Linked DNA regions of Homo sapiens: region 1 is linked to region 2. A link is a loop called in an ENCODE intact Hi-C map of the cell type or tissue named here. Cell type or tissue: endothelial cell of umbilical vein. All regions are shown on one strand. Links, peaks and the distances in the headings refer to the core of each region. The heading gives the core; the rest is flanking DNA. Region 1 overlaps ANKRD11 (ankyrin repeat domain containing 11). Region 2 overlaps ANKRD11 (ankyrin repeat domain containing 11).

Region 1 (15,599 bases), core at 3,105-11,104, 75 kb before region 2:
TCGACATCCTAAGCCGTTAGGGAAACACAACTTAAAGCCGCAATGAGATATTACTGCACACCAATCGGAACAGCTAAAATACAAAATACTCAAGGATGCTGGAGAGGATGTAGAAAAGCTGGAACTCTCTCGCTTGCTGTGGGAACGCAAAGTGGTGTTGCTGCTCTGGAGAACAGCAAGGCAGCCTTACGAACCTAAGTGTGCGCTTGCTGCCCCACTCAACAACTGCACCCCAGGACATTTATCTGAGAAAATGGAACCTCATGTGAACACAAAGACCTGTTTGCGAATGTTCACAGAACTTTCACTGATAATAGACAATGGGGAAAACCCTTCAACAGGTGTCCCAGCGGTGTCCTCGAAACTGGGTTTCATTCACATCACGGCATCCCCTCAGCAGTAAAAGGGATGGCTATGGATACACCCAAGCGTATGGGTGAATCTGCAGAGGCCCCTGCTGAGTGAGTGGACACACCCAGGCGTACGGGTGAATCTGCAGAGGCCCCTGCTGAGTGAGTGGACACACCCAGGAGCACGGGCGAAATCAGCGGAGGCCCCTGCTGAGTGAGTGGACACACCCAGGAGCACGGGCGAAATCAGTGGAGGCCCCTGCTGAGTGAGTGGACATACCCAGGAGCACGGGCGAAATCAGCGGAGGCCCCTGCTGAGTGAGTGGACACACCCAGGCGCACGGGCGAATCAGCGGAGGCCCCTGCTGAGTGAGTGGACATACCCAGGAGCACGGGCGAAATCAGTGGAGGCCCCTGCTGAGTGAGTGGACATACCCAGGAGCACGGGCGAAATCAGTGGAGGCCCCTGCTGAGTGAGTGGACATACCCAGGAGCACGGGCGAAATCAGTGGAGGCCCCTGCTGAGTGAGTGGACATACCCAGGCGCACGGGCGAATCTGCAGAGGCCCCTGGTGAGTGAGTGGACGCACCCAGGAGCACGGGCGAATCAGCGGAGGCCCCTGCTGAGTGAGTGCACAAAGCCCACCTCTTAGGTCACTCCCTGTGGACTCTACTCCCACGGCTTCCTCCAGGACAAAACCACCAACCTCGGGGAAACAGGCGGGGACTCCGTGAGGAGGGCTCATGTCTGTCGGTGGCTGTCGAGGAGGCTCTAGGACCAGGTATCCAGGATAAGACGGGGGATCTGAATCAAGTCTGCAGGGCGGTCACCCTGTCTTCCAATGTCATGTTCCCGGCCACTGGGCGAAGGTGGGGAAGGGCACAAGGGATGCTGCTATTTTTGCAACTTCCTGTGAGTCTATAATGATTTCACAGAAAAAAGGAAAAAAAAGGGAGAAAAAACACAAGGGGTGTAAGGAGACTCCCATGGGTGATGAATAGTCTATACTTTTAGGTGATGGTGTTTCCCCAACGGTATACGTTTCCCAAAACCCACTGAGCTGTAAATTTAAAATGAGTGAATTTTATGTCAATTGTAATTCAATAAAGCTGTTAAAAAATTAACTAGAAACAGAAAAAAATTTTAATTCCCATAGAAAGAAGGAATAAAGTAAAAAAACAGTATGAGGTAGGAGGTAAGCTTCCTTTCATAAACCTTGTTTTGTGTATTTGGCTTTGGAATCATGCATTTTACATCATTTAAAACATTAAATATAAAATGAGACTGGGTGCAGTGAATCCCAGCAGTCTGGGAGGCCCAGGCAGGCAGATCACTTGAGGTCAGGAGTTCGAAACCAGCCTGGCCAACATGGTGAAACTCTCTACTGAAAATACAAAAAATTAGCCGGGCATGGTGGTGCGTGCCTGTAATCCCAGCTACTTGGGAGGCTGAGGCACTGGGAGGCAGAGGCTGCCGTGAGCAGAGATCACACCACTGCACTCCAGCCTGGGCGACAGACAAGAGTGAGACCTTGTCTCAAAAATAAAATAAAATAAAATAAAATAAAATAAAATGTAAAAACATAAAATTTTGTTTATGTATTCACATTAAATATAAACATTTTAATAATGTTTAAAATGATTTAAATATACTTGAATGACATTAAACATTTAAAGGATTTAAAGCATTCAATATAAAAATACAAAAAGCAATCTCTACAACTTCAAAAAGGAAGAGGAAGCAATACACTTAGCTGTGTGTCCGGTCAGGGGCAGGACACAAAGCATTTGTCAACAATGACCATGCAGCCACCACCACACCAGGAGCATTCCTGACAGCACGCAGCTTCTGGGTGGGTGGGAAGGCTCGGGAGACCTGGCTCAGGATGTGAGTCAGGTGCTAGGGGAGCCAGTGGAGAGGGAGGGGCTGCTTCCCAGGTGGCCGCTCGCACACCGGGAGGGCTGCTGCTGGCTCTGGCAGAAGGCCCAAATTCCTTGGTGCACAGACACGGCTGCGGATGTGTGGACATGTCCGTGGGGCTACGTGAGGGTCCCCGTGACGTGGCAGCGGGTTTCCACAGTGCAGTCATTGATGGGGTGGTGTGGGGGGGAGCCACGGCACCTCTGTGACCTAGTATCGGAAGCAAGGGGCTGCGTGAGGGTCCTCGTGACACGGCAGTAGGTTTCCCCAGTACAGTGACTGGGGGGGGGGGGGGGGGGCGGGGGCGGAGGAAGCTGCAGCATCTCTTGTATCGGAAGTCCCACGGCTTCACTTCCACCTCATCCTGTTCCTCCTCGGCGAGTTCCAACCTCTAGCCCACACTCTGCAGAGAACGGTGCTCCACTTCTGAAGGGAGGCAGATCAAAGATTCTGTGGACACTCTTTAAACTTCCCCCAGTGGCTTTTGATTAAAACCTGGTAATTTGACTGTACAGTTCTAGTTAGTGCCATATGCCCTGAGGACAAAAATTAAAATTTTGAAAAATATTATAAGCAAAACACCTTCCTTTTTCTTGAGACGGAGTCTCACTTTGTCGCCCAGGCTGGAGTGCAATGGTGCCATCTCGGCTCACTGCAACCTCTGCCTCCCAGGTTCAAGCAATTCTCCTGCCTCAGCCTCCTGAGTAGCTGGGACTACAGGTGCCTGCCACCATGCCCGGCTAATTTTTCTATTTTGAGGAGAGATGGGGTTTCGCCATGTTGGCCAGGCTGGTCTCGAACTCCTGACCTCAGGTGATCTGCCTGCTTTGGATTCCCAAAGTGCTAGGATTACAGGCATGAGCCACTGCGCCCGGCCTGATGAAATACATTCTTAATATTAACTTCATGTGTTTCTTTTTACTCTATAATGAGGCTAATAGAAAATTTAAAATTAGATGCACAGTTCACATCATATATCTCATGGACAGAACAACTCTATGGGACAGAAGACCCCGATCTCTGACAAACAGGCAAAAATCCCAGAGAAAAGAACAAAGGGAGAATTTACAGATTAAAGACTTAAAAGACATCAAAGAATCTTAGTGTGTAGACCCTGTTTGGAAACCAGTTCAAACAAAGAACTGCTGAAGAAAATGGCACATTTAGGAAAGAGCCTTTTGATACCGCTGGGTGTGTGGTGACACTGAGAAAGTTCAAGGCACCCAGCGATTCAGGAGATAGAGATTTATAGATATGTATTTAGGTACAGGGTCTCCTCTGTCGCCCAGGCTGCAGTGTAATTAAATAATCACAGCTCCCTACAGCCTCGAACTCCTGGGTTCAAGGGATCCTCCTGCCTCAGCCTCCCAAAATATTGGGGCTACAGGCATGAACCACCACACCTAGCCTGTGTGCTATTTTTATTTTCATTTAGTCTAAGATACGGTGATGGTTTTGAATGTTTTCGGCGGATGCAATGGTGTGGACTCGGGTTTGGTTCCGGGTTAACGGGCTGGGGTGGCTCCTGCACGTGGGCCCCACATGCTGGGAACCGTCATCACCACTGTGTTCACCACACTCTCTCTTAAGAAGGGCACACAAAACATTCAAAAAAAATTTAAAAACTCAGTAGCATGCAGTGGCTGATGCCTCTAATCCCAGAACTTTGGGAGGCTGAGGTGGAAGGGATCATTCGATCCCAGGAGTTTGAGACCAGACTGGGCAACATGGCAAGATTCCATCTCCATATTAAAAAAAAAAGATAATAATCTTAAAAGACACAATTCCAGAAGCTGCAGAATGTGTCACAGAAATGACTTCCTTACGTATTAAAGAATCCTCACAATAAAGGATCATTTTACAAGCAGACTATAAACACTGAAACAGACAAAAAACTAAAAACCCAACTCATGAGAAACACCTGGTGAACGCTCTTCAGCTCCGTGAAGTCCTGGGATGGCCCAAGCACCTCTGGTGGGCTGTACCTTTTCAGAAAGAAACACTGAGCCCCCCAAGTCCCCGAGGACAGAGATGCCTTACAGCTCCACACGTCCCTCCACAACGGCAGCACCTGTACCCGCAGCTCTGGGGAGAAATGACACCTGCAGGCCAAGACAAATGCAAGAAAACAGCCTCGTCTGCTCACTGATTCTCACCAACTTCCTCTATAAAATGAGGACAAGAACCCATTCTCCTAAAGGATTTTGTGGGGATTAAATGAAAAAGCACTATCTAAATCCAAGTTATCATCACTGTAATGGCTTTAGAAAAAAGCAAACGACAAACACAACGAGAGAGGCGCTGAGACCAGGCAGGGCTCTCCTCCGGCAGGGCCTGGTCTGCACTGCCCTCTCTGAGGAAAGTGCCCCGCTGCCCTGACCTCCCTAGTTTCACACCTCCACACCTCCAAGGAGGTTATCCTGGTACAACTGAGAAAGCAAGCAATTCCCTTAGAAACGTCCATTTCTTTCCTTTATGCTCAAATGTTTTATTACTCCTTAGGGCTGCTTTGTTTTTTAACGCAAGGGTCCACAGTTGAGAACGTAGTTACAAACTCAAGAAACGAGCTGCAACAGAACAGCGGGGCTGCTCCACGCTTCTCAGCCATTTTCCCATCCTGTGCACCCGGGGAATTTCACACGTGGTCCCCCAGAGTGACAGGGAACCCCCAGGGAAGAAGGGCCCCTGTGGGGCATGCAGAAAAACGCCTGCCCCCTGGTGTGAGGTCACAGACTCAGTGGCCAAGCTCAACAATGCTCTGGGAACTCCAGTCAAAGATGCATCACAACTTTTGGGTCATGCCTAAGGTCAATTCCAGAATCATTTTAGCATGTTAAACAGACACTGAAAATAAAACATATTTTATTTTTTAAAGCAGCTTTAGGTTCACAGCAAAATTGAGCATGAAGTACAGAGGGTTCCCCTGCACCCCCGGGCTCAGCATCCCCACGAGAGTGGCCGTTTGTTACAGCTGAGACCCCCCTGGACACAGCATCATCACCCACAGGCCGCACGACCTCAGGGTCCACCGGGTGCTGTGCAGTCTATGGTTGGACGAACGTATCCTGATGTGGACCCACCGTTGTGGTATCATACAGAGTAGTTTCACTGCCCCAGGTCCCCCGTGTTCCTGCTGCACAACCCTCCGTCCCTCCCTCTCCCCAGCCCCTGGCGTCACTGATCTTTGTGCTGTCTGCACAGTTTTGCCCTTTCCTGGATGTCAGAGTCGGAACCCTACAGTGTGTAGTCCTTGGAGACGGGCTGCTTTCACTCAGGCCTGGCAGCTCGTCTGTTTTTAGGGCCTTGTAATAGTCTGTCGTCTGGATGGACCTTGGTTGACTGATCCATTCACCCTCTGCAGGACATCTTGGCTGCTTCCAAGTTTTGGCAATTATGAATAAAGCCATTTTGTGAAAGTGAAATAATACAGAACAGGAAACATTAGGGGGCACTGCACACCATCACAGAAAGGGACGGTATTATTCTGTGAGTATGTTCCCAGTATGTGGGCGTGTGTTGTGAACAGAGAGATAAACTACTTTCTCACCACTGGAAGCAGTCAGGACAATTCAAATGCTGGCCTAACTGGTTAAGAGCCCTCAATCTGTGGTCAGATATATCTAAGTTTCTCAATCTATAAAATACAGAAATAAGGCCAGGTGCAGTGGCTCAAGCCTGTAAAACAAGCACTTTGGAAGGCTGAGGTGGGTGGATCACTTAAGCCCAGTTCAAGACCAGCCTGGGTAACATGATGAAACCCTGTGTTTTAAAAAAAAAAAAAAAAAAAAAAAAAAAAACAGAGAGAGAGAGAAAGAAAGAAAAAACACTGTTCCCAAGCTGCGGGCTCAGGACAATGTCTGATGCCTGGCCTAGCCCTCATCAATGGCCTTCACAATCCCTGCTGACTGGGAGTCAACCCCCAGTGAGTGTACTGCCAATACGGCCAAGTTTCTGAAGTTGGTGACATGTGAGGGTACCCCAAGACTGAACAGAAACAACCTCCTCTCAGGTTCTGAGTGGGTCCAGCTCTTCTTACCCCTCCAAGCCTGCCATTCTCTGAGGAGTCCTCTCTTCCTCCACTGCTCTGCTTCCTCTCACAAAGGGGGAGTGTCCCACCACGTCCAACTCCAGGCTGGCAAAGTGACGAGAAAACACCCCACCCATGTGGGCAGTGGGCATGCGGCATGCTATGGGGCCATGAGAAGCAGCCAGGTGGGTAGGCCAGACCCTGACCCAGAGCAAGCAGAGCCCAGCGCAGTCTCAGCCACGCTCCATGAGGGGCCACATCCACGAGGGCCCAGGAGCAACATCCCAGGCACACCCCAGGGATGAGCAGCACAGGCCGCCAACCACGTCATACCACACTCACTTGTGCAAAACACCCTCAAACTGCAAAAAGCCCACCCACGTGTCCACCAGCAGAAGAGCAAATGAGTCCAGGTGGCCCACAACACACGGGGCGCACGTGTCCATAGACAGCACACTGGATTCGAAGAGCCAGACACGAGTGTGTCTGCTGTGGCCTTCTGCATGCATGAGGGCCCCATGGTGCTGGGGGCCAGGCAGACAGTCAAGCAGCAGAGTGGAGGGGAGGTCCAGGAGGAGATCCCACAGGTACATGTGACATGAGCTCTATCGTATGTGCACCTAAGATGTGTGCCATTTCCTCCACGGATGTTATACCGCAAAGAACAATAAAAAACGACTAACACTGATTGCTGACCACCTCCCCAAATAACTAATCAGGACACACCCTGATGCCCCATGTCCGGCCTGTGGGGGCACTGTGGAAAGCACAGGAAGTGAGCTCAGTGCGTGCCTTCCCCATTGTCCTGGCGTTCCATGCAGGCTGGGAGACGCGGGTGACAGCCTCACACCACCCCTGTTCCCAGAAGAGGCCAGTGCACCCCCAAGCAGGGGCTGCAACAGGGCTGCACAGAGGGCTCCAGTTCCTTCCAGCACAGGAACAAATCCACACCGAGGCATCCGTGAGTCCCACAGGTCCCAGAAGCATGGGAGCAGCTTGAGGCCTCTGCATTCAGGGGTCTCTGCCGTCCTGAGCTTCAGGATGAGTGGGTTCCCACCTAGCACGCAGTACGCAGTGGGTTAGGGCAGGTGCTCTCCCTCCTCTCCCTATGAACGCTATACCACTCCCATGAAAGCCTGTGCGTGCTGCCTCAGGACCCTGTAGCAGAACAGCGAGTGACGTCGCTTTGGCAGGGAACCTTTGGTTTGCAAAGCCCCGTCACACACACAAGCTGAGGTAAGATGACAAGTCTGTGTCTCTGCACCTCAGCTGAGCCCTCAGGACACAGCACATGAGCGCCCAGGGGCCTGCAAACAGCAAGGACCAAGGCATCACTGACCGTGACAGGCCCCAGTGTGTGACAGTGAGAGGCCCCAGTGTGGGTTCTCACAAGCTTGTTTTACGGTTTGACCCAGAGAGTACCTGTGAGTTTCCCCTACAGCTGGTGCTTCTAAAGGGCTAGGAGAAACGCAGGGCAGGATCCCCACACGCCAGCAGCTGACTGGCCAGACCCCTGCCTGTGCTGAGGCATCCGCCGCAAACATGACCGTGCAACATGCTTCAAGATGCCCTGTGACTCTCTCAGATGGGTCTTTTATTAGAGTTTCTAAATAAAGAAGTGATGGCCAACATCACAGGAAACCTTAGATACTATTCCTGCCAGTTGGTTTGAAAAAGCTTTAACTGTTAATTTGCTGATCGTTTTCAGCCACACGGTTTTCTGCCATGTAATCCACAGAACCCAGGCCTCTGGCCACTTGTCCAGGATACCTCTGGAGCTCAGAGCCACTGTCCTTGTGGGCTACTCAAGACTTGAGGGGTTCAGGCAAGAGCCACATCAACAGAGCTGGACCTGGTGCCTGGCTGGGAGCAGGTGCCGGGGAGCAGCCACCAAATGCACACACGCCAGGGCACGCAACTGCCCGCACCTCCAAGATTGTCGTCAGACCTAGAGGCGGGTGTGCGTCCACAGACAGCACACTGGATTCAAAGACCCAGGAAGGAAGGAGTCTGTTTGCTGTGGGCTTCTGTGGTGCTAGGGACCAGGTGAACACTGAAGGAGGGGCCAGACGGAGTCCAGGAGGACTCCTGTAGCAGGACATTGCCCAGATTTCTCACAATGTCCTCTACAATTAAGAGCACAACCACTGTTCCTTCTGCACTGGTGGGAACCCAGCACTTCAATGAGACACAAGGTTAAAGTGACGCTTTGTAAGGACGGAAAGCCACCTGTGGGCACCACACCCCCCGGGTGGGCCACGACAGGGAGCACAGGCACTAGGAGACCCGGCCTGTCCTAAAAGCACGCCCTACAAGGAGTCCCCACTCTCTACCTATCTGCTTCTAATGTTCTGACTACATGAGAGATGATAAAAGGGTTTCAATACAAGTGTAACATTTTAAATATAAAGGAATGTCTTTCCATTAGAAAACAACTGCAGGCCGGGCGCGGTGGCTCACGCCTGTAATCCCAGCACTCTGGGAGGCTGGGTGCGGTGGCTCATGCCTGTAATCCTAGCACTTTAGGAGGCCGAGACAGGTGGATTGCTTGAGCTCAGGAGGTGGAGACTAGCCTGGGCAACATGGTGAAACCCTGGCTCTACCAAAAAAAAAAAAAAAAAAAAAAAAAAAAATTAGCCAGGTGTGGTGGTGCACACCTGCAGTCCCAGCTATTTGGGAGGCTGAGATGGGAGGATTGCTTGAACCTGGCAGGCACAGGCTGCAGTGAGTTGAGATCACACCACTCTACTCCACCCTGGGCAACAGAGTGAGACCCTGTCTCAAAAAACAAAAAACAAAAAACTGCAAATTAAAACGCCAAACGCACAGATTAATGGAGGAAGCCCCATGCCCAAATGCTCCCAAGGAAACGTCAGAAAGGAGAGGACTTCAGGTGGCTCGGAATCCTCCGCCACGTGACCAAGCCCAGCTGAGCACTGGGTCTCATTGGATTTGCCATCAGACACTCACAGTTTTTGTCACTGTTAACCCTACTGCACAATACATGAACATGGTCTAAGCAATTCTTTTTTTTTTTTTTTTTTTTTTTTTTTGAGACAGTCTCCCTCTGTCGCCCAGGCTGGAGTGCAGTGGTGCGATCTCAGCTCACTACAAGCTCCGCCTCCCGGGTTCACGCCATTCTCCTGCCTCAACCTCCCGAGTAGCTGGGACTACAGGCGCCTGCCACCATGCCCAGATAATTTTTTTGTATTTTTTATAGTAGAGATGGGGTTTCACCGTGTTAGCCAGGATGGTCTCAATCTCCTGACCTCGGGATCCACCCGCCTCGGCCTCCCAAAGTGCTGGGATTACAGGCGTAAGCCACTGTGCCCGGCCTGGTCTAAGCAATTCTAACCATGCAGACAATGTGCAGGTCTTTCCTAGGTGGAAAGCAAGTTTGCCCAAGTCGCACGAGCAAGGCTGGAGTCAGCAATGCCTGTTCCTCTCCCTCTGTTCTCTAATGGTGTGGTCTTCAGTCTACTGTGTGTGGAATCCCCCTCTATTGGGACCACAGCTCCTGGGCTGCAAGCACCTGCTGAGCATGAGGGTCCAGCTTCCAAGCTCACTGTCCCACGGGTGACAAGCAACACAGTGACCTGCCTCCCACATCAGCTGGTGCCAGTATCATGGTGACTCCCTACACACCAGGACCACTGTGTCGCGCTCTGCCACTCAGGAGCCCCAGGGGCCCCCACTATGGCCATCCCAGGACGCCGCCCGTCAGGCTCCCAGGACACTGCCCCAAGCACCCAGCTTCAGTGGGTGTGCTGCCCCGAGACGCACTCTCACTGTGCCGGGGGGTGGGACCTCTGCAGCCCAGCACGTCCACTCAGTGTCCATGTGCTGCCATGAGCGCCACACTGTGTCCTCCAGGATGTGGGTCTCTGTTAGTCCCTCCCCTACCAAGCCAGGACAGCCACCTGCTTACAGGGGTGCTGACAAATACTGACTACCTGCAAAATTGAAACATGGGTTTGAAAAGGGCCTGAGTGGAAATCCTGTACTTAACATACACTCTGTTAAAAAAAAAAAAAAAAAAAAGGACCAGGCGCTGTGGCTCACACCTGTGTAATCCCAGCACTTTGGGAGGCCGAGGCGGGCAATCACCTGAGGTCAGGAGTTCAAGACCAGCCTGGCCAACATGATGACTGTCTCTACTAAAAATACAAAAATTAGCTGGGCGTGGTGGCATGCAACTGTAATCCCAGCTACTTGGGAGGCTGAGACAGGAGAATTGCTTGAACCTGGGAAGCTGAGGTTGCAGTGAGCCAAGATCACGCCACTGCCCTCCAGCCTGGGCAGCAAAGAGCAACACTCAGTCTCAAAAAAAAAAAAAAAAAAAAAAAAGAGCGAGCTTTTGTAGAAACAGGTTTAAAAGAAAAAATAATCTCTGCTCTTTTCAGCATTTAGAAAATCAGCCAGGCAAAACAATCATTTCCCTTTCTTAGCTAAAAGGTTTGCCAAATGAATACTTGGAGCAAAATAAGCCTAATTAGTAACAAAAAAATCACCCAGATATAAATGCGTAATTTAAACCCATAATGAAAGCACATGAGGAACTCCTTTCCCTCAAAGTCACCACCGAGGGCCTCACTGGACTTAGGACCCAGGAAGGAATGATGAGTCCATCTGCTCGTGACCTGAGTCTCTAAACCAGGAGGACAGACGTCCTGGGTAACCGCTGATGGGTGAGCGTTGCACCCCCAGGATCCCTGTAATTATAGGTTCTCAAGGACACCAACACCAGAATCCATATCCCATCTAGAAACTTCTTCCTGTGATGCCTGCCAAAAGGTCCATTTTTCAGTCCATTATCACAATGAAGGTGAAGTTTTGCTGTTTAGGTCAAAATCATGCATTAGGCAATAGAACGACCTAGAGATGTCTGAATTCCCCCTCAGTACAACCAAAGGAGTAAGAGAGGCCCAGGTTTGCTTGAAGGCTTACACTAGCAAACAAACAAACAAACAAACAAACAAAGAGAAACCAAGAACTGGGAAAGCTGGTCGGTAGCATCACACAGGTCAGATCTGAAAGCCCCATGGTCCGAGGAGCCCATCCTGCCCTGAGTGCACGCAGCGCATGTGAAGAGTCAGATATAAAGGTGGCTCTTTCACAAACCATTTCGGAAATTTAGACGAACCCTCAATTTATTTAGAATGGGTTATTATATTTTATAATTTCTACACAGAAAATATTTTCTAACCATATCATTTTATAACAAATTAGCAATAGCTAATGTTTCCTTTAAAATTTTTCAAGCACACAGAAAAGGATGAAGGAGAATACAAACACACATCCACCATCTGTTCATTTTGCCATATTTGCTTTAGAATTCTAACATTTAAAAATTACAAATTACATAATGGTTGAAGCCCCTTATATAAGCCCCACCCTGCTGTGGCTGCTCCTCAGCGTCGATCTGATTTTGGGGCTAAGCATTCCTCTCGGCGCTTTGATACTCACGCTACACACAAGCCTACACCAAAGCCGGCCGCTGTCTTTGCAGGTAACGCATTGGACGGTTCCTGCCGTACCTTTTCCCTTCAAGTTGTGCTCTGGGGTCTATCTGTGTGGATACAGGCAGTTCTACTATTCTTATGACAACTGCAGTGTGCGCTCCTCGTTGTCTGAAAAATCCATTCTCCTGTTGACTAACATTTGTTTTTTCCAACTTTTTGCGAATACAAACAACACTAAAATGAGTATTTGTCTGTTTCTTTACATATCTAAAGTTTATAACTAGAAATGGAATTTCTAGCAAGAAACTGTAAAATGCTTTGTAAAATATCTGATGAAATGTCACACTGTATAGTCATTCACAAACATGTCATCTTTCACTTTTGATTAGGGCAGATGTCTTCTGTTGTAATTTTTGTTGTTGTTGTTTTTGAGACGGAGTCTCGCTCTGTCGCCCAGGCTGAAGTGCAGTGGCACCATCTCGGCTCACTGCAACCTCCACCTCCCGGGTTCAAGCGGTTCTCCTGCAGCCCCCTGAGTAGCTGAGATTACAGGCATGCGCCACCATGCCTGGCTAGTTTTTGTATTTTTAGTAGAGATGGGGTTTCACAATGTTGTCCAGGCTGATCTTGAACTCCTGACTTCAGGCGATCCACCTGCCTCGGCCTCCCAAAGTGCTGGGATTACAGGCATGAGCCACAGCGCCCAGTCCTGTTGTAAATCTTTTATCAAGAGATCTTGGTTAGACAAGGGGAAACAGTACTTTGCACATCATCTTTTTTTCTAACATGATTACATTCTACAAAAAGAGACAATATAATTAACAAATTTCATTTAAATAAAAACTATAAACTCAAGTGCTAACAGGAGGCTGTTCATTGGCAAAACAAAATCTTGGAAGAGGCACAAGGGCCCAGAGAGCTCTGAAACCCCAGAAATCACACAGAAAATGTACAGGTATGTGGACAGTCCTGGGGAGAGGATGCACAGCTTTTGCCCAATTCTCAGAGAGTCCAGACCTGAAAAACGTTTAGGAAGGCACCTTTTCAATGTCCAAATGTGGGCAGTGATGTGGGAGTGAACATCAGCCAATAGAGTCCTGGACGGACATTCTACCTTCCAAAGCAGACCAGACTCACCAACACACCCAGAAAGAACATTTTTAAAATATAAATGGCTTCAGAATCCTTTAACATATGCCCAGGAAAAAATTAATAAGTCATAACCCAAGTCATGTGGACTGTTTATATGCAATATTAGAAAAGAAATCAAGGTTTCCACTGCGAAAAGCCTGAAACCCACAGCTCTGTTTCTAAGGTGAATGAGATGGGTGAGATCCGCGGAGAAGACTGGACTTCTGCTGCCATCATGGCAAGCAGACCCGGTTTGGAAACAATGCTGTGGGTCCATTTCTCTCTGCATTAAATACACCACAGGATTTTTCGTTTTAAATTATTAATCAGGCAATCAAACCAAAAGGAAGCAGACAATTTAAGTTGTAACAGGGCAATCTGCAGATTCTCACAGGTTGGAGGGATAAGGCCCCAACGTGAACAGACCCCACCAAGCAGCTTCCCAGCCTTCCAGAAGGTTCCAGAAGGCCTGTGTGGGCTGCTGGGCTCGTCACCTTAGCAACGGCTCTAAACATATGTGCAGTGACACCAGCTGATTTCTGAAAGCTGTAAATAGAGGATAATGGCATAAAAAAAATTCCAGATTAAAGGACCACCCACTGCCTCCTCTCCCACCCCATCCAGCCCATAAATCCCACCGTTAACACTGGGAGCAATGCCACGTATGCAAACGTGGCTTTAATCCCCTCACACACCTATTCATCTGCATAATGATATACCTACAAAAGCAAAATAAGGTCCTTGGGTTAACTCTCTCTGCACAAACGTGCACAAACAAAAAGTGGCCAAGAGATGGCAGAGTCTGGCACGGATGGACCAGCCCACAGCAGCCACGGCCCACGGCGGGAGTGCTGCACCTCCACCCACAGCGGCCACGGCCCACGGCAGGAGTGCTGCACCTCCACCCACAGCGGCCACGGCCCACGGCGGGAGTGCTGCACCTCCTCCACGAACAGCAGCCACGGCCCATGGCAGGAGTGCTGCACCTCCACCCACAGCGGCCACAGCCCACGGCGGGAGTGCTGCACCTCCACTGCCCACAGCGGCCACGGCCCACGGCGGGAGTGCTGCACCTCCACCGCCCACAGCTCTGCTTCCCACCCTCCACCTCACACCACCATGGGCACTTGGTCCCTTCTCTCAGGGCCCTTCTAGATCTTGGCGTCTGGGCCTCAAAGCACAACACAGGTACTGACAGGTAGGTCTCCACCATGAGAGAGAAAAAGATGAGGTCAACTGCCTGGGCAAAGGTTCCAGGTGGAACATCAAGAGCTGCTGGTGAATGAGAGCGGCAGCCCAGGCTCAGACCTCAGAACCAGCTTCTATCTTTGAAGGATGCAGCCCATTTCACCTGAGAGTCGGAAAACGTTGAACTCCCCAGAGATGTTGAGGCCTTGGGAAGACAGCATTCGGTCCAGGATAAACCAGCAATACTCTGGACCAGGTTTGCAAAGAACTCGCCCAACAGGAACAAGGCAAAGCGTGAGGAGGAACGGGCAGGGAGAGGCCAGCGTGAACTCGCTGCGGCCTGCGTGGCTCTCTCCTAGCACACCACGTGCCTGAGCAGGATATGCCTTTTCCTTATTTCCCCTCTATCATCTTTCTGAGGCATTATATGGAAAACTGGGTGAATAAATCCCCAAGTATGAGCTGACATTCTTAAGAGAAAAAACAAACTTGATACTTCATGGTGTAAAAATCTATTTATGGGCCCTACAGAATTACTTCTCACTATAGTCCTCATTAAAATTAAATACTAAATACTCTAAGGAAACACACAATTGCATGTTAAAACATGAAAAACATTATTACAGAATAACCAAACTTTTGTTCCCTCAGAGTGCCTTTCTGTGATCGTTTATGCCCAACTGGCAAAGGAGTGGGAAAGGGACGGAGGTGAATGAAAAGAAGGCTCATATCCCAGAGCCCAAAACAGGCATCATTTACATGCTTCATAATTCCGAATTTGGGATGCACAAACCAATAAAGACTATGTACTCATGTCTGTTTGCAAATATAAGCGCTTTTTAAATTTTTATTTGAGACGCAGTCTTGCTGTTGTCACCCAGGCTGGAGTGCAGTGGTGCGATCTCGGCTCACTGCAGCCTCAGCCTCCCGAGTAGCTGGGATTACAGGTGTGTGCCACCACGCCTGGCTCATGTTTTTGTATTTTTAGTGGAGACGGGGTTTCACCATGTTGGCCAGGCTGGTCTCGAACTCCTGACCTCAAGAGTGATCCACCCAGCTCGGCCTCCCGAAGTGCTGGGATTACAGGTGTGAGCCACCGCACTGGGCCTGAGCGCATTTTTTAAAAAGCAATACCTGTGTTCCCAAAAACAGAAAAATTGACATTTAGTTATAAGCTCCAACACTTTAATTGCTTAAACTGAATTTGTGGCAAATTATTTCAAAGTAAAAATCAGCTCAGATTTGTGTTTTTATGTGTAATCTCTTAAAAGCCAGGGTACACAGGTATTCCTAACACATAATGTATGTGTGAGTGAGTGAGCGAGCAAATGAGACAGAGCTCGAGGTGGGCTGGAGGCATGTGAGGGTGCACGCGAAACACAGTGCCTCCTCTTGGAGTTGCCAGAATTCACCTCGTTCAGAACCTCACCCCAGTCAGAAAACACAAGGCAGCAACTGGCCGGAACTTGGTCAGTCACATCCATAAACCACCAATTACCTTCACAGACCACGACTAACAG
Region 2 (15,599 bases), core at 3,941-11,940:
TACCTAACACATGAGGAAGCCGAGGCGGGAAGATCGGTTGACTCCAAGAGTTCAAGAGCATCCTGGGAATGACAGGGAGACCCCGCCTCTAGAAAAACATTTAAAAATTGCTGCGTATGGTGCCGCACACCAGCAGAGTCCCAGCTACTCGGGAGGCTGAGGTGGGAGGATTGGTTGAGCCTGGGAGTTCAAGCCTTGAGTGAGCTGTGGGTGGGGGGGGCAGCACTGCAGGGTGAGGTGAAGGGGGTGGTTCTGCGGGAGGAGGTGAGGTGGCTCTGCGAGGTTAGGAGAGGGGGCAGGGGCTCTGTGGGGTGAGATAGGGGGTATCTGCAGGGTGAGGTGAGGGGACAGCTCTGTGGGATGAGGTGAGGTGGGGGTTCTGCGGAATGAGGTTGGGGGGGCGGCACTGCGGGAGGAGGTGGGCGGGGTGGGGCCTGCAGACCCTCCAGGCTCTCCCGGGGGAAGGAGCCCCATCAGGGCCAGCACTGCGCCACTCCCAACAAAGCAGGCAACCTAGCCTGCCAGTGGAGACCTCTTTTCCGCCTGGGCTCCAGCTCTAGAGCAAGGCCAGTCACCTCAGCCCCACCATCAAACACCAGGCTCCACATGGGCACTGCCTCGCTCAACTGCGTGGTGGCGGGTGGCCTGGAACGCTGCTGTCATCACTGCACGTGGACACATCATCAACCTCTCAGCGTGACGTGCCCTCGTGCTTTCAGGTAAAACACTACAGAGAAACTTCCTGTTGGCAGGTGGACCCCGCACTCCCTAGGGCCTGATCCGCTCCCTCTCTTCTGCTTTACGGGCACTGACAGGAAGTATCTGATGCGCACTCACTCACACCAGCCACGCACATGTTGTGAGCAATCCTGTGTGGCCTGCTCCCCCCTCCTGACCGGCCCCTCCTGACTGGCCCCAGCACCGCGTGGAAGAACATGGAGGAGCTCATCTGTCTGAGGATAGGAAGCAGCAGAGCACACGCAGGTGAGGGCAGAGCGGGGAACCCAAGTCCCGAGGAAGTTTCTCAGTAAGCGAGGCCCCGCGCTCTGGGAGGGCACCCCCAGGAAGCCCACACATAAAGCAACTGGACACACGCTCAACTACGACTGGGCAATGACAGTAGCTTAAAAAAAAAAAGTACACCACCAAACAGACAAAGACCAGAGACCACTTACATAAAAGCCCTGCTGCCTCCCCGGGAAGGGATTTCAAAACACTTCTTTAGGTGAGCACGACAGCACGTGCCTTTAATCACAGCTACTCAAGAGGCTGAGGCAGGAAGATGACTTGAGGCCATAAGTTTGAGGCCAATCTGGGCAACAGAGCAAGCCCACCTCTAAAAAAGTAAAAATAAAAAAATTAGGCGGGTGTGGTGACATGCGTCTGGAGTCCCAGCTACTCGGAAGGCTGAGGAAGGGGCATCATTTCAGTCCAAGAGTTGAGGCTGCAGTAAGCCATGACTGCACTCCAGCCTGGTCAACAAAGCAAGACTTGTCTCTTAAAAAAGCAAAACAACAACACATCTTTATATTATAGGGCACAGAAAGGAGCAAGATTATAAAACTAAAATAGGGTGAAAGAATGCAAGAGACTCAGAACTATGGCAAACTTATAACTAAAATTCCAAACTACAGGAAACTCTCAGAGCAAACGCTGCATCACATAAGCTGCTAGCCCGGCACATGATTGTGAAGAATCAGGAGTCCTCTCAGCACCAACAGACAGTCATGGACACAGCCCACAGGTGGCTCGACCCACCAGCCTCAGGCAGCATGGGGTTGAGAGGGGAAGCCCAGTTTGGCCGACTGTAGAACCCTGTTCTAGTCTCCTATCCACCCTCACCAAGGCACTAAATCACCAGCAAAGACTCTGAGAACATCAACATCTGTGTAACTAAGGAAAATGGAAGTGCAGGAAGGAATACATTTTTGTAATCAAAGGGCATGAAAAAAATTGCCTTCACTGAAAACACTGAAAAGGTACAACCCTATTATGTCTCCTGCTAGGAAAAATTTTCCTCTGCTTTTAAAGGATTAATAGCCACAAAATATTATTTTGTTATTCTGGTGTCCTCCAGAAAATGAGCCAACAGTTTGAAGGGTATGGGGTAAAGAGAAGAGAAGGAAAAGCTGCTTTTGAAAACACTGTTGACTCGCAAAGTTACCAGCACTCTATCAGGCTAATGCCTAGGTCAGGAGAAGACAGACGCAGTCACTACTATGGATCCTGAGGGCGAGAAACTCTGGATGCCACAAAGTGGCATGTTCAACCTTCCTACAAGCACACAGAGGTGAAGCCTGGAGAACAGGCAGGGACAGGCCCAGCTGGCCATGTGCTCAGCCACGCCTACCTCGCAAGGTCATTCTGAGGATGAAGGCATCATGGATCCAAATGCCACCTTGACGCTGAATGTACTACACAATAAAAGAACCACTGTAAATCACACTATTGACTCTTGCTTGGTTGATGTTCTTTCCTTTACAGTAAAGTGAACTCGTGGACAAACATCGTGTCCACAGACCACCATAAATGTAGTTTGTTGTTTTAAATAAAACTGAAATCAGACTTCCAAAAAGAAACATCTAAAAACTTCTCCTCTCCCATCCCACCAGAGCCATGGCCCACAACACAGCCCGACGCCCCGTCACACGCTCTCACAGGACAACTGCCCACACCAGTTAACCTGGTGTCACGGTGGAGGCGAGGTTGCGGTGAGTGGAGATCACGCCATTGCACTCCAGCCTGGGCGACAGAGCAAGACTCCATCTCAAAAAAATAAATAAATAAAAAATCTTGTGGAAGGAGGTACCACATATGCGGTCTGTTGTGGAACAAAATGCCGTTACGTGGGGCATGACTGTATTCTGTAGGGCACATTTGCAAAACAGCTCCTCTAGTCACATAGGTAACTGTTTTTGAGACAAGTTCTGGCTCTGTCACGCAGGCTAGAGTGCAGTGGTGTGATATGAGCTCACCGTAGCCTCGACCTCCTGGGCTCAGGCGATCCTCCCACCTCGGCTTCCCCAACTAGCTGTGACTACAGGCACGTGCCACCACACCTGGCTCATTTTTTTTTTTTTTTTTTTTTGGTAGAGACAGGGTTCTCACTATGTTGTCCGGGCTGGTCTCGAACTCCTGGGTTGCAGCAATCCTCCCGCCTCAGCCTCCCAAAGTGCTGGGATTACAGGCCTGAGCCGCCATGCCCGGCTTTCTAGGTAACTTTCCTATCAGCCTTCCTGACTGCTGCAGATAAGGCATGTTCTCACAGGGACAATTCAGGAAATGCACCAAAGCGTCCTCAAGGCCTGTCCACGAAGCTCCTCCTTCCAGCCAGACCCTGGGGCTTAGGGGTCAAATTCCTCACACCTTCCCCCAGCGCTCCTCACAAAGGATGCACTGCAGTCAATCCCAACTTAGCTCCAGCAAGAATAATCCCAGCACTTTGGGAGCCAACGCCGGCAGATCACCTGAGGACAGGAGTTCGAGAGCAGTCTGGCCAACATGGTAAAGCCCCGTCTCTACTAAAAAGACAAAAACTTACCGGGCGTGGTGGCACACACCTGCAATCTCGGCTACTCAGGAGGCTGAGGTGGGAGAATCACCTGAACCCCGAAGGCAGAGGCTGCAGTGAACCAAGATCGCATAACTGCACTCCAGCCTGGGTGACAAAGGGAGATTCCATCTCAAAAAAAAAAAAAAAAAAAACCTTCAGCCAGAAAATCACCAAAGTCCTAAGTCTGGTTATGCCCTTTGTTTTCTATTTCTTAATAATAAAAACACAGCAAGGGGTTTGGTGCTGTGAGCAAGGGGCTCTCTGAGAGTCGGCACCCACACGTGCTGGTCTCCAGGACAGACATGTCTCAGGCCAACGGCACTGACAGAAGCACAGACCCTCACTGCCAGGTCACGGCGGGCACGGGAAACCCACACCTGGGCCTCGGCCACACTCCTGAGGGCGACAAAACACCAGCCGGCGCGCTCTGAGACTTGCGGTCAGTCCTAGAGGAGAAGCAGCAGCTGCTGAGAAGGCCGCACGGGCAAAGGAGCCACCGTGCACCGTGACAAGACAACATGTTCGTTGGCCATGCCCGGTGTCAGCACGCAGACACACAGGCACCAGAGGCTGCAGCGAGGAAGACAGATGTGCTTCCCCAGTGCTTATGGTCTGGGTGGGGACAGAAAAGAGACAAGGAAGGCCCAGGGCAGGACATCAGACACAGGGTTTTAGTTAACCAGGACTGTGATGCCGGCATCTGCCTGGAGGAAGGAAGGACAGACTTCTGAAGAAGATGGACCTCAGTGCCTCCTTCACGCTGATAAGCGATCCCACCAAGCATGACCCACAGCACAGGACAAAGCCTTGTGTCCAGGACAGGGTGCCCTCCGGGAGGCAGCAGAAAGGACAGCTGTGGAATATGGAAGGGGAAAAGGAAAAGGGAACAGGAGACAAATCAGCAACATTAAGAACATCAGGCCGGACGTGGTGGCTCACGCCCATAATCCCAGCACTTTGGGAGGCCAGGGGAAGGGGGAGCAGATCACTTGAGGTCAGGAGTTTGAGACCAGCCTGGACAATATGGTGAAACCCTGTCTCTACTAAAAACACAAAAAATTAGCCGGACATGGTGGCAGGCATCTGTAACCCCAGGTACTCGGGAGGCTGAGGCTGGTGAAGCCCAGGTACTCGGGAGGCGGAGGAGGCGGTGAGTTGAGACGTGCCACTGCACTCCAGCCTGGGCAACAAGAGCGAAACCCCGTCTCAAAAAGATAAAAAAAAAAGAACACGCAGACAGAAAAGAATGACCTAAGAAGGCACACGAGGAACATCAGCAAAGGACTGACAGAAAAAGACTCATATTTTTATATAAGGAACACGGGGGGAAAAAGAAAAAAAAATTAAAAGGAAAAGATGAATAGATGATATGGCCAGAGGTTTAAAGAAAGAGACAACGAGATAAAAGCAGGAAGCCCCAGCAACACTGGGCTGCCTCCCCAGGCCCTTCCCAGCATTTCCTGCCAGCAGGGCCCCTGCCCCAAGCCAAAAAGGAACCACGTTCGCCTCGTCAGGGCTGTTGCACGACAGCCGCACACACCTAAGAAACAAACTCCTTCTGGGCCGCGCAACATGGCTCACACCTGCAATCCAAGCACTTTGGGAGGCCGAGGCAGGTGGATTGCTTGAGTTCAGGAGTTCAAGACCAGCCTGAGTAACACGGCGAGACGCCGTCTCTATCAAACACACATACACACACACACACACATAGACACACACAGAATTAGCCAGGCATTGTGGTGTGCCCCTGCAGTCCCAGCTACTTGAGAGGCTGAAGCAGGAGGATCGCTTGAGCCCAGGAGGCAGAGGCTGCAATGAGCCGTGATCCGGCCACTGCACTCCCACCTGAGTGAGAGTCAGATCCTGTCTCCCTCCAAAAAAAAAAAAAAAAAAAAAGAAGAAGAAGAAATATTAACTCCTTTGTCCACATAGTAAAACTCAGTCTTCCATTAACTTCAAAAAGCCAAACTGATAAGTTTTTAAGTAAAGAACAAACACATCTATAGCGAAGTGTGGAAAATCACTGTGGTCACTCCCCAGCTACAGCTGCCATGCAGTGGTAGTGCCCCTGCCCTCAAGCTGGTCCCAGACTCAAACAGGAAGCCACTGCACATGTGTGACCACTGGCCAGGCAAAGAGAGGCCAAGACAGCTCGAAGGACTTGCGCATGGCCCCAGAAGGCTGCACTATGTGGCAAGCACTGGATGCATACAGATACTCGGCCAAGAAACTCCCTGAGAGAGCTCACACCAGCGCTGTTCCCTCAGAAGCCCAGTTCTCCACCCTAGAGAAGTGGCAGCCCTTCCACATTCACTTTAGCCTTGGGCTACCACAGACATGGTGACCAGGACAAAGAGGCGTGAAGCTGGCAAAACCACCAGGTTTGATGCACAGAAAGGCCAGCATCAGCACCCAGTTGCCTGGGCAGAGGAGGAAGAGGATGGCAGGTACACAGGCCGTTAGAAACGGCCTCACCCTGACCCTGAGCGTGGTGGCAAGTGGCCGACCCAGATTCCCTCACCCTGCTCTGGCACACCGCAGGCCAGCTGCATCTGGCAGGAGTGTAACAGCCAGTGCCCAGGCTGACGAGCGTGAGCACTGCCCCACACACACTCAGACCCTCAGGAAGAGCATGAAAGACGTCCCAGCCGTGCCCACAGCTACAGCAGCCCCTCCTCGCACCCCCTGCCACCCTCCCTAGAGTCCAGCGCTAATACAACCACCTCTGGCCTCAGAGTCCCCGGGACTCACTCACTCACTTCACTGATCAGCCGTGGAATCCTGAATTCAAACCCTACTTCCTAAACATCTTTTGAGGCCTACATTCCTCTTGTAATAAAAATAAGGAAAATGCAATTTTCTGGGATTTTGTAGGAAAAAAAGAGAACATAAGTGAAGATATCTAGCAGAGCATGTGCCTCTCACAGACCTTAGGAGTTACTGGGAAATACAAGTGAACAGGCCGCTGTGGAGTGCGGTTTCTAAAAGTAGGAGGAATACAGAAAAGGCGGCCCCAACCCTGCCTCTGGGAGCAAAACCAAAAAGAGCCACAGCCACAGCAGAGAATTCAGAAAAGCCACCTGCACAAAAGGCCAGAGCAGCCAAGGGAAGCTGGGGGCCCAGGCCAGTGAGCCCTGGGGCCAGGTATCAGGCCCCTCAAAGAGCAGAAAACAGATTTTTTAGGTGAAGCCGACGGTCTGAGGAAATGAGATGAGCTCACACACCTGATGACAGCTTCCCTCAGCAATTCCACCCGCCTCCACAGGACTCAGACCAAGTCCTGGTGTTAGAATAAATCACTAGGCTACAAGAAAGCTCAAACCCCCACAGGTTCTAGCACTCCTAGCCACCAACACAACTCTGTTCAAGATCCACCTATCAACAGGGGTGGGGTGGGAAGGCGGTCCCCATCCTCAGGCCATTCTTCCTCCGTGGGTTGCAGCCAGGGTTTCCTGTGGGTCGTCTTGTGCACGTCACGGCCCTGCCCACAGCATAAAAACATACAGGTGTGAGGGAGATGAGCAAGACAGCTAGCTTTTCACAAGAGCAGGAAAGGCTGGGTGCTGCGACTCACGCCTGTAATCACACAGCGTTGGGAGGCAGAGGAGGAAGGACTGCTTAAGGCCAGGAGTTCCAGGCCAGTCTGAGCAACATAGCAAGATCCTGTTGTACCAAAACACACACACACACGAAAACTGGTTGTCGTGTTACTAAAAGTTTCCATTACAACACTGAAGTTTAGAATACAGTATTACTAGGCCAAAATATCCTGGCATTTTATAGGATTTCTTTAACAAAATCTGATCACATCTAAACTGGCATCTTTCTGCTCACTTCTCAATTTCAATCTAAATTTATTTATTTATTTATTTATTTTTTGAGATGGGAGTCTCGCTCTGTCGCCCAGGCTGGAGTGTAGTGGCACAATCTCAACTCACTGCAAGCTCCGCCTCCCGGGTTCACGCCATTCTCCTGCCTCAGCCTCCTGAGTAGCTGGGACTACAGGCGCCCGCCACCACGCCCGGCTAATTTTTTGTATTTTTAGTAGAGACGGGTTTTCACGGTGTGAGCCAGGATGGTCTCGATCTCCTGACCTCGTGATCCGCCCGCCTCGGCCTCCCAAAGTGCTGGGATTACAGGCGTGAGCCACCGCGTCCAGCCTCAATCTAAATTTAAAACACAGTTTGCTGTTCAGCTACAGGGCAGAATTTCACACGGAGCAGGCACCTCACAGATGCCAACCCGGTGGGTACGGCCCTTTGAGTGTCACCTAAAGCCTCATAACATCATCACCAAGCCCATCCCCAAAAGCTGTAGTTAGTAAGCCACCAGGATTTGATATTTAGAAACTTTTCCCACTAACAAAAAACAAGCAAGAATAAATTTTAAACAAAGGCTGACTGTACCAAGGAAATGGAGATAATAAACAGAAAAAGACTCATGGACACTGGTGTTGGGAGTGATGGTCTTAGCCCTCAGACCAGACTAAGACACCCTGCAGAGCTGAGGCTGTCAGGAACCACGCAGAGCCACGGAAGGGAAACACCTGCCCCCGGGCTACAAAGGCCACCCTCTGCCCTCTGCTTACTGCTCTGGTTCTGCCCTCCAGACACAAGCAGGTCCCTAAAGCAGTTGCTATCCTGCTGACGTGCTGACACCATCAGATATGAACAAGAATCCCAGTTTTATTTTTCCTAATAAATAAATCATCCATTTAGCAAAACGTCAACGATACCAAAAGCTATGAAAGCATCCTTGGATTTACAAAGAACCCTCGCTTCTCATTTCCCTTATTTTCCCATGCCCAGGCAGAGAGCCCTCTAAGCCCATGGGAAGCTTAACAGAAGGGGGTGGGGAGTGGCCAACTGTGGCCAGGGCAAGACAGAAACCACATGTGCGTGAACACGTGTTCTACACAGAGCCTTATGTACTGGGCCACAGAATAAGCAGAGCTGGGCAGCTCCTGCTGCCAAAGTCAACATGTTCAGGCTGCCCGGCCTCCACAGGCGCTTTCCTGAAAGCTGCCTGCAGAGAGAAGGGTGGCCAGGGCAGGAGGCAGGATCCTGAAGCTGCCTGCAGAGGGAGGGGCGGCCAGTGCAGGAGGCAGGTTCCTGAAGCTGCCTGCAGAGAGAAGGGTGGCCAGGGCAGAAGGCAGCAGCACAGGGGCTCGGGCCCACGCTGGCTGTCCACACCCAGGGCCACGCCTCCATGACGGTGCCCTCCACCACATCCCCTCTCGTGTGTGCTGGTGCCACCACGGGGGCCCAGGGACCTTTTTGCTCTACTTCTCTTTCAAACTTGCAGCCCTGTGCCAGCAGCCAGCACTGCCTTCAGAATCCCTGCACACAGCGGTGGGAAACCTTGACTGCACCGGAAGAGGAGCAGGCTGCCCTGGCTGGGCCAGACGCTACACATCTTGCTGTCGAGATGGTCTACATTTCTTCCTTTTTTCTTTTTCTTGTAATCCTTCTGTCACCTAGAGCTGGAGTGCAGTGGTGTGATCATAGCTCACTACAACCTCTGCCTCCCGAGCTCAAGAGATCCTCCTACCTCAACCTCCTGAGTAACCATGACGACAGGCACACACAACCACGCCTGGCTAATTTTTGTATTTTTTGGAGAGATGGGGTCTTGCCACGTTGCCCAGGCTGGTCTCGAACTCCTGACCTCAGGCAATCCTCCCACCTCAGCCTCCCAGAGTGCTGGGATTACGGCCAGTTTACATTCGGAACCCACCACTATCCCCTTGTTGACAGTAAGCACATCCCAAATCATTTTTCCCAATGGACAACACAAATAAATAATTAAGATCCTTATTCTAGAGTGGGGAAAAAAAGAGACTAGAATTCTCAGCAGAACTTGAGGAATCCAATGGCCAGTAACGAAGATGCCTCCCAGAGTCTCCTGGCCATGTTCCATCCCTCCCCTCAGCCAGGTACTGGGGTGAGATGCCTCCCAGAGTCTCCTGGCCGTGCCCCATCCCTCCCCTCAGCCAGGTACTGGGCTGAGATGCCTCCCAGAGTCTCCTGGCCGTGCCCCATCCCTCCCCTCAGCCAGGTACTGGGCTGAGATGTCTCCCAGAGTCTCCTGGCCGTGCCCCATCCCTCCCCTCAGCCAGCTACTGGGCTGAGATGCCTCCCAGAGTCTCCTGGCCGTGCCCCATCCCTCCCCTCAGCCAGGTACTGGGCTGAGATGCCTCCCAGAGTCTCCTGGCCGTGCCCCATCCCTCCCCTCAGCCAGGTACTGGGCTGAGATGCCTCCCAGAGTCTCCTGGCCGTGCCCCATCCCTCCCCTCAGCCAGGTACTGGGCTGAGATGCCTCCCAGAGTCTCCTGGCCGTGCCCCATCCCTCCCCTCAGCCAGGTACTGGGCTGAGATGCCTCCCAGAGTCTCCTGGCCGTGCCCCATCCCTCCCCTCAGCCAGGTACTGGGGTGCTCAGGCCACACCGGACCCTCCATCTCCTTCCTCCTACCTTCCTCTTCTTCTCAACAAAATCTAAGCAAGTTGTAAATGGGCCTTCTGGTGGCAATGATGTATTAAGACACGCAGAGCCCTTACCCCATTTGCTACAGGAACCCAATTACATCTGGGAAGAAACAAGCAGGACAGGAAAAAGGTACATTGGTGTTTTTGCATCCATAAAGTTCACTTCAATTTAAATAGAACTTACTGAGTACTCTTTTGCTAGATCCAGGCAAAATGTTTTTCACCCTCAGATACAAAAACATAGAGGAAAAAATTCCCTTAAGCCAGCTGTAAAAAATGATGGTATTAAAAAAATAAAACACTGGCCCCATGAGAATCACTGTAGTTAACAAAAGAAATACAGTAACCGCAATATTATAACCTACAAACAAAAAGCCATTCTCAGTCCCCCAGCAGGACCTCTCCATGCCTCCCAGGTCAGCAGAGGACAGAGGACAGCAGAGGTCACAGGTCAGCAGAGGTCCCAGCACTCAGAGCCGGATTCCAGCTAAAAGCACACATGAGGGAAAACAGCTGACAGCCAGAGCTCCCAATGGGGAGCTCCAATGTTCCAAACCCTCCCCCAGGCCCTGGGACTCTCTGCCCATCAACCAGAGCCTGGAGGGGGAGGGAGTAGGAGGGGGCGCCGCTCAGCCACAAGTGCCCATTTTCACATGAACAGGTCTAACTTAAATGACACAGCATCTTCTATAAGTTACTGCAGTTTAAAGATGCCTAGCCACAGATAATTCCTCAGAACTCTAAAATAAAAACTGATTCTACTAAACAATGGAGTTATTTATCTTGGCATAATTACTACGCATATTTTTTTGATAATAATGGAAGTATGGTGTTACCTGTTTCTAAATCTTAACAAAAACTTATGTTGAAAATGGAAGTGGACTGGGCGCAGTGGCTCACGCCTGTAATCCCAGCACTTTGGGAGGCTGAGGTGGGCAGATCACGAGGTCAGGAGACCGACACCATCCTAGCTAACACGAGGAAACCCCGTCTCTACTAAAGATACAAAAAATTAGCCGGGCGTGGTGGCGGGCACCTATAGTCCCAGCTACTTGGGAGGCTGAGGCAGGAGAATGGCGTGAACCCGGGAGGCGGAGCTTGCAGTGAGCCGAGGTCGCACCACTGCACTCCAGCCTGGGCGACAGCCAGACTGTCTCAAAAAAAGAAAAAAATAAAGGAAATGGAAGTGAACTCACAGTGGCACCTACAAATCCCTTACAGACCTGCAAACCTAGTCCTGTGGCTGTCAGCAGCCGCCAGGAACCCCTGGAGCATTCTACGGCAGGACACAGAAACAGCCGACAAGCTCCCCAGGGGTGAGGGTGCCAGGGAGACTCTGCACTCCCACAACGCCCTAGGATGCAGAGGGGCCTGCCCAGAAAGAGCCTCTCTCTGCTTTCAAGGCCAGACTGGGGGGAGGCAGGAGGGTGGTACCAAAAACAGCAGCCCTTCCCCTCCCCACCTCCAACCTGGCCACCCAGACAGGGACCCCAGCACAGCAACAGCAAGCGGAGGGGGCTCGGCTCTGGCTGAGCTGACTTCCAGCCCAGCCACCACCACGGGCCTGCACACCCTCCGCCACGGGCCTGCACACCCTCCAGGATGCCACAGGCACAGCTGCTCGGACTGCGCACTCGGGGACACTGAGGCGCACGATCGCACCTGCCTTACAAGTTCAACATTTCAGCAAGACAGAACCTGATTACTTTTCCATCTTAAATGGAGATGTCAATTAAAAATGTAAAACATTAAGTCCAAGCCTCTTTTCATATGAACAACACTGCCTTTGTTATCATTAACAAACCACTTTCAAAACCCCCAATTTTTGGGAAAGGTAATTTGAAAGTCCCATTTCACAGCAAGCACAAATGGAACACCCACATGTTGCAAGGGTCAGCAGTCCGCTGTCACTCACGGCCACACTCACTGGGAACCGCGTGCTGGGGTCATCGGGGGTCACGCAGCCGCACCGCCTGAGAGGACTAACCCTTCTGTTTTGCCAAGAAAGATGTCAGCTTCAACTACTTTTATACTGGAGAAACAATTTACAAACTAAAATTGTTTTAAAGCCTCTATTTTCATGCAGTTTTGTTTCTGTAAAGTGTTATTTAATCTCCAAGGAAGTCTTTACAGTAGATACGACCGTGACCACTGTCCTGGGTAGGAGACTGAGGCTCGGAGAGTGGAAGGGAGGGGCCAGGGCCACAGAGCTAGCACCAGTCAGCCCATCACACAAGGCTGTCGGGGACCCTATGTCACTGCGGCCACACCTGGCCCAACCTCAGGGCAGGACCAGCCTAGAATCCATCCAAGCTGGGCACCTAAGTCACGCCCAGATGGGAGAGAAGAGCACAGCACCGTGTACTGAAGAAGCGACTGTGGATCTCATCTCAACGGCTCACATTCCACCCCAAGGAATCAAAGTGAAACACGGGAATGACACAAATACCAACATGAAAAATATCAGAGCACCTGTAACATTCTTATTCTTCTTTATTTGGGACAGGGTCTCACCCTGCGGCCCAGGCTGGAGTGCAGTGGTGTGATCATAGCTCACTGCAGCCTCAACCTCCTGGGCTCAAGTGATCCTTCCTCCCCGCTCAGCCTCCCCAAGTAGCTGAGACCACAGGCGCATGCATGCCACCATGCCTGGCTCATTTTTTTATTTTTTGTAGAGATGCGGTCTCGTCATGTTACTCAGGCTGGTCTCGCACTCCTGAGCTCAAGTGATCTACCCACCCCTTCCTCCCAAAGTGCTGGGATTACAGGTGGGAGCCACTGCACCTGGCCAGCTATTCTTTTTTTTTTTTTTTTTTTTTGAGATGGAGTCTCCCTCTGTCGCCCAGGCTGGAGCGCAGTGGTGCGATCTCGGTTTACTGCAAGCTCCGCCTCCCAGGTTCACGCCATTCTCCTGCCTCAGCCTCCCGAGTAGCTGGGACTACAGGCGCCTGCCACCATGCCCGGCTAATTTTTTGTATTTTTAGTAGAGACGGGGTTTCACCGTGTTAGCCAGGATGGTCTTGATCTCCTGACCTCATGATCCACCCGCCTCGGCCTCCCAAAGTGCTGGGATTACAGGTGTGAGCCACTGCGCCCGGCAAGCTATTCTTTTTTTAAACCCTGCATTTTAATGCCAGATAAAACAATGGAGAACAGGCATTCAAGACCAGCCTGGCCAACACAGTGAAACCCTATCTCTACTAAAAACACAAAAATCAGCTGGGTGTGGTGGTGGGTACCTGTAATCCCAGCTAGTTGGGAGGCTGAGGCAGGAGAAACTCTTGAATCTGGGAGGTGGAGGTTGCAGTGAGCCGAGATTGCACCACTACACTCCAGGCCCTGCACAACAAAGCTAGACTCTGTCTCAAAAAAAAAAAAAAAAAAAAACAATGGAGAACCAGCCTCAGTGAGGTCCTCAGGAGGCCCTCACATGCCCATGTGGGTCACGGCGCCTCTGGTCACACTGCGCCCAACCTCTGCTCAGCAGGGCCTCTCTGTAGCAACACTGCAGTCTCCCTGATGGGAGGCCACAACAGACCTCATGCTAAGGGCCTTCCTCGTATTCAATCTAACCACCACAGGCAAACAAAAGACAAAATCAATACTGAGGATCTATAGTTCACAAAAGTGACAAATGGCATTAAACACCTTAGATTATTACTGTGGCATGGTCAAAAATGCCAACATTTCCTATGTCATCAAACCTAAGTATCAGTACATCTATTGTTCTCAATCCACTAGAGTGCTAGACATTTAGGCCAATTCCAGGTCCTGTCAGCAGAGTTGCTGATAGCTTGCTCCCCTTTAATCAGAGAAGCCTGTATTTTGAATCCATCGATTTTTTTTTTTCCCCAGAGACAGAGTCTTGCTCTGTCGCCCAGGCTCAAGTGCGGTGTTGTGATCTTGGCTCACTGAAACCTCCGCCTCCCAGTTCAAGCAACGCTCCTGCCTCAGCCTCCCAACTAGCTGGGATCACAGGCATTCGCCACCACGTCCGGTTAATATTTACATTTTTAATAGAGATGGGGTTTCACCATGTTGGCAGGCTGGTCTGGAACTCCTGGCCTCAAGTGATCCACCCACCTTGACATCTCAAAGTGCTGGGATTACAGGCGTGAGCCACTGTGCCTGGCCACTAATTGCTGATTAATAATTTTATTTTTCACACTAGTAAGCAGCATTTTGGCCAGGTGTGGTGGCTCACACCTGTAATCCCAGCACTTTGGGAGGCTGAGGCAGGAGGATTGCTTGAGAGCAGGGGTTCAAGACAGGCCTGGACAACGTAACAAGACTCTGTTTCTACAAAAAAAAAAAAAAAATTAAAAAAAGAAAATGCAGCATTTTGCTTTTCCTTGTCATACATTAAGGTCAGCAGTATCCTTTTCACAAAGAGGCACAGCTCAGACCCTGGGGTGTGGGGTGCTCCCTCATCGCTGCCCCCCTTTTCCCATGTACCTGGCCCCTCCATGGCACCCCTTTTATCACAACCAGGCTCAGTCCACCTCCAGATCTTGAAAAATGTCTCACCTGATCACAAACATGCCCACTACCCAGGCTGGCTTCATTCTAACTACAAACCATCCCACAGATTAAGAGAAGACAATTCTAGACCTATTTTCAAGGATATCTCAGATTCCCTTTCCTTCAAACCTCACCTCTATTTCCAAGGAAAGAATTCAGTCATATGAAAGAAAGCAGTCAGGTGTATTTTAAAGTGGCCTGACTCCAGGCGACTGAGATAAGGAACAGATACACCAAACTATGAAGCTCCCGAAAGAAGCTGCAGGAAAGGTTCTTTCACGTTTGCTGGGAGTAACAACACAAAACAGATTATGTATTTTTGGAATGTTCACTTTAAAACCATGACTCACACCTGGCCAAAATATGAAAATTTAATTTAGCCAAGTTTTCTCTTCAACTGCTGTCAATCCACATATCAGAGAAAATAACCTGCCAGTTCACCATGCGTCTCTGGAAGGAGGGAGGACTCTGCCCTACAGCGACACGTGCTTGCTCAGAGCCAAGGCCAAAGTCTTTTTGGAGACTGCTGCCGCTCCTCTCAAAAAACATGCCAGTGACTCCCAGGAGGAGGCAAGGAGTCAGGGCTGGCGAACCAGGCTCCCACTCCTTACCTGCCAACCATACACACTGGTCTCCAGCTCCTAGGAAAAGCCAGAATAGCCATCTAGAGGGTTCAGCAACAGCACTATGCCCAGAAGCACAGGACAGCCCGGCGAGACCACCAGGAACCTAACAAGAGCACAACAGCTCCCAGGATACAGAATCCTCATCCAAGGACAACCCAGCAAGACCACCAGGATCCTAACGAGCAGAACAGCTCCCAGGATACAGAATCCTCATCCAAGGACAACCAGGCAAGACCACCAGGATCCTAACGAGCAGAACAGCTCCCAGGATACAGAATCCTCACGCAAACTGTTAACACAACATGCTCAGAGCACACAACACACAGCACAGGGTGGGGGTCTCAGTCATCACCAGACCATCTGAGGATGAAGAAAATTAAAGGAGGACAAGAGGAAATAAACTTCTTTTATAG

Evidence for each region. Peaks named below come from ENCODE experiments on the same cell type or tissue, not always from the same donor. Only the 100,000 strongest peaks of a DNase experiment are listed, where the experiment ranks them.
Region 1: a loop joins it to region 2, with 2.4 times the contacts of the local background. A loop is called at or near these places in 5 of 110 quality-filtered maps.

What each region holds. Positions count from the first base shown.
Region 1 is chr16:89,328,106-89,343,704 of GRCh38, forward strand. All of the region lies in intron 2 of ANKRD11 (ankyrin repeat domain containing 11), which reads right to left. The region is part of intron 1 of LOC128462377; the gene reads right to left. Among named protein-coding and RNA genes, the nearest start is that of ZNF778, 120 kb to the left of the region's middle. RefSeq lists an enhancer at 2,304-2,827 and silencers at 7,577-7,706, 8,754-8,957. In endothelial cell of umbilical vein, for the core only: CTCF peaks have their summits at 5,719 (motif pointing right) and 7,049; a DNase peak (open chromatin) is centred at 5,766; H3K27ac peaks cover 2,052 bases.
Region 2 is chr16:89,402,425-89,418,023 of GRCh38, forward strand. All of the region lies in intron 2 of ANKRD11 (ankyrin repeat domain containing 11), which reads right to left. All of the region lies in intron 1 of LOC128462377, which reads right to left. Among named protein-coding and RNA genes, the nearest start is that of ANKRD11, 80 kb to the right of the region's middle. RefSeq lists enhancers at 2,615-2,664, 8,666-8,935. In endothelial cell of umbilical vein, for the core only: no CTCF peak of the experiment used is centred there; a DNase peak (open chromatin) is centred at 8,537; H3K27ac peaks cover 1,940 bases.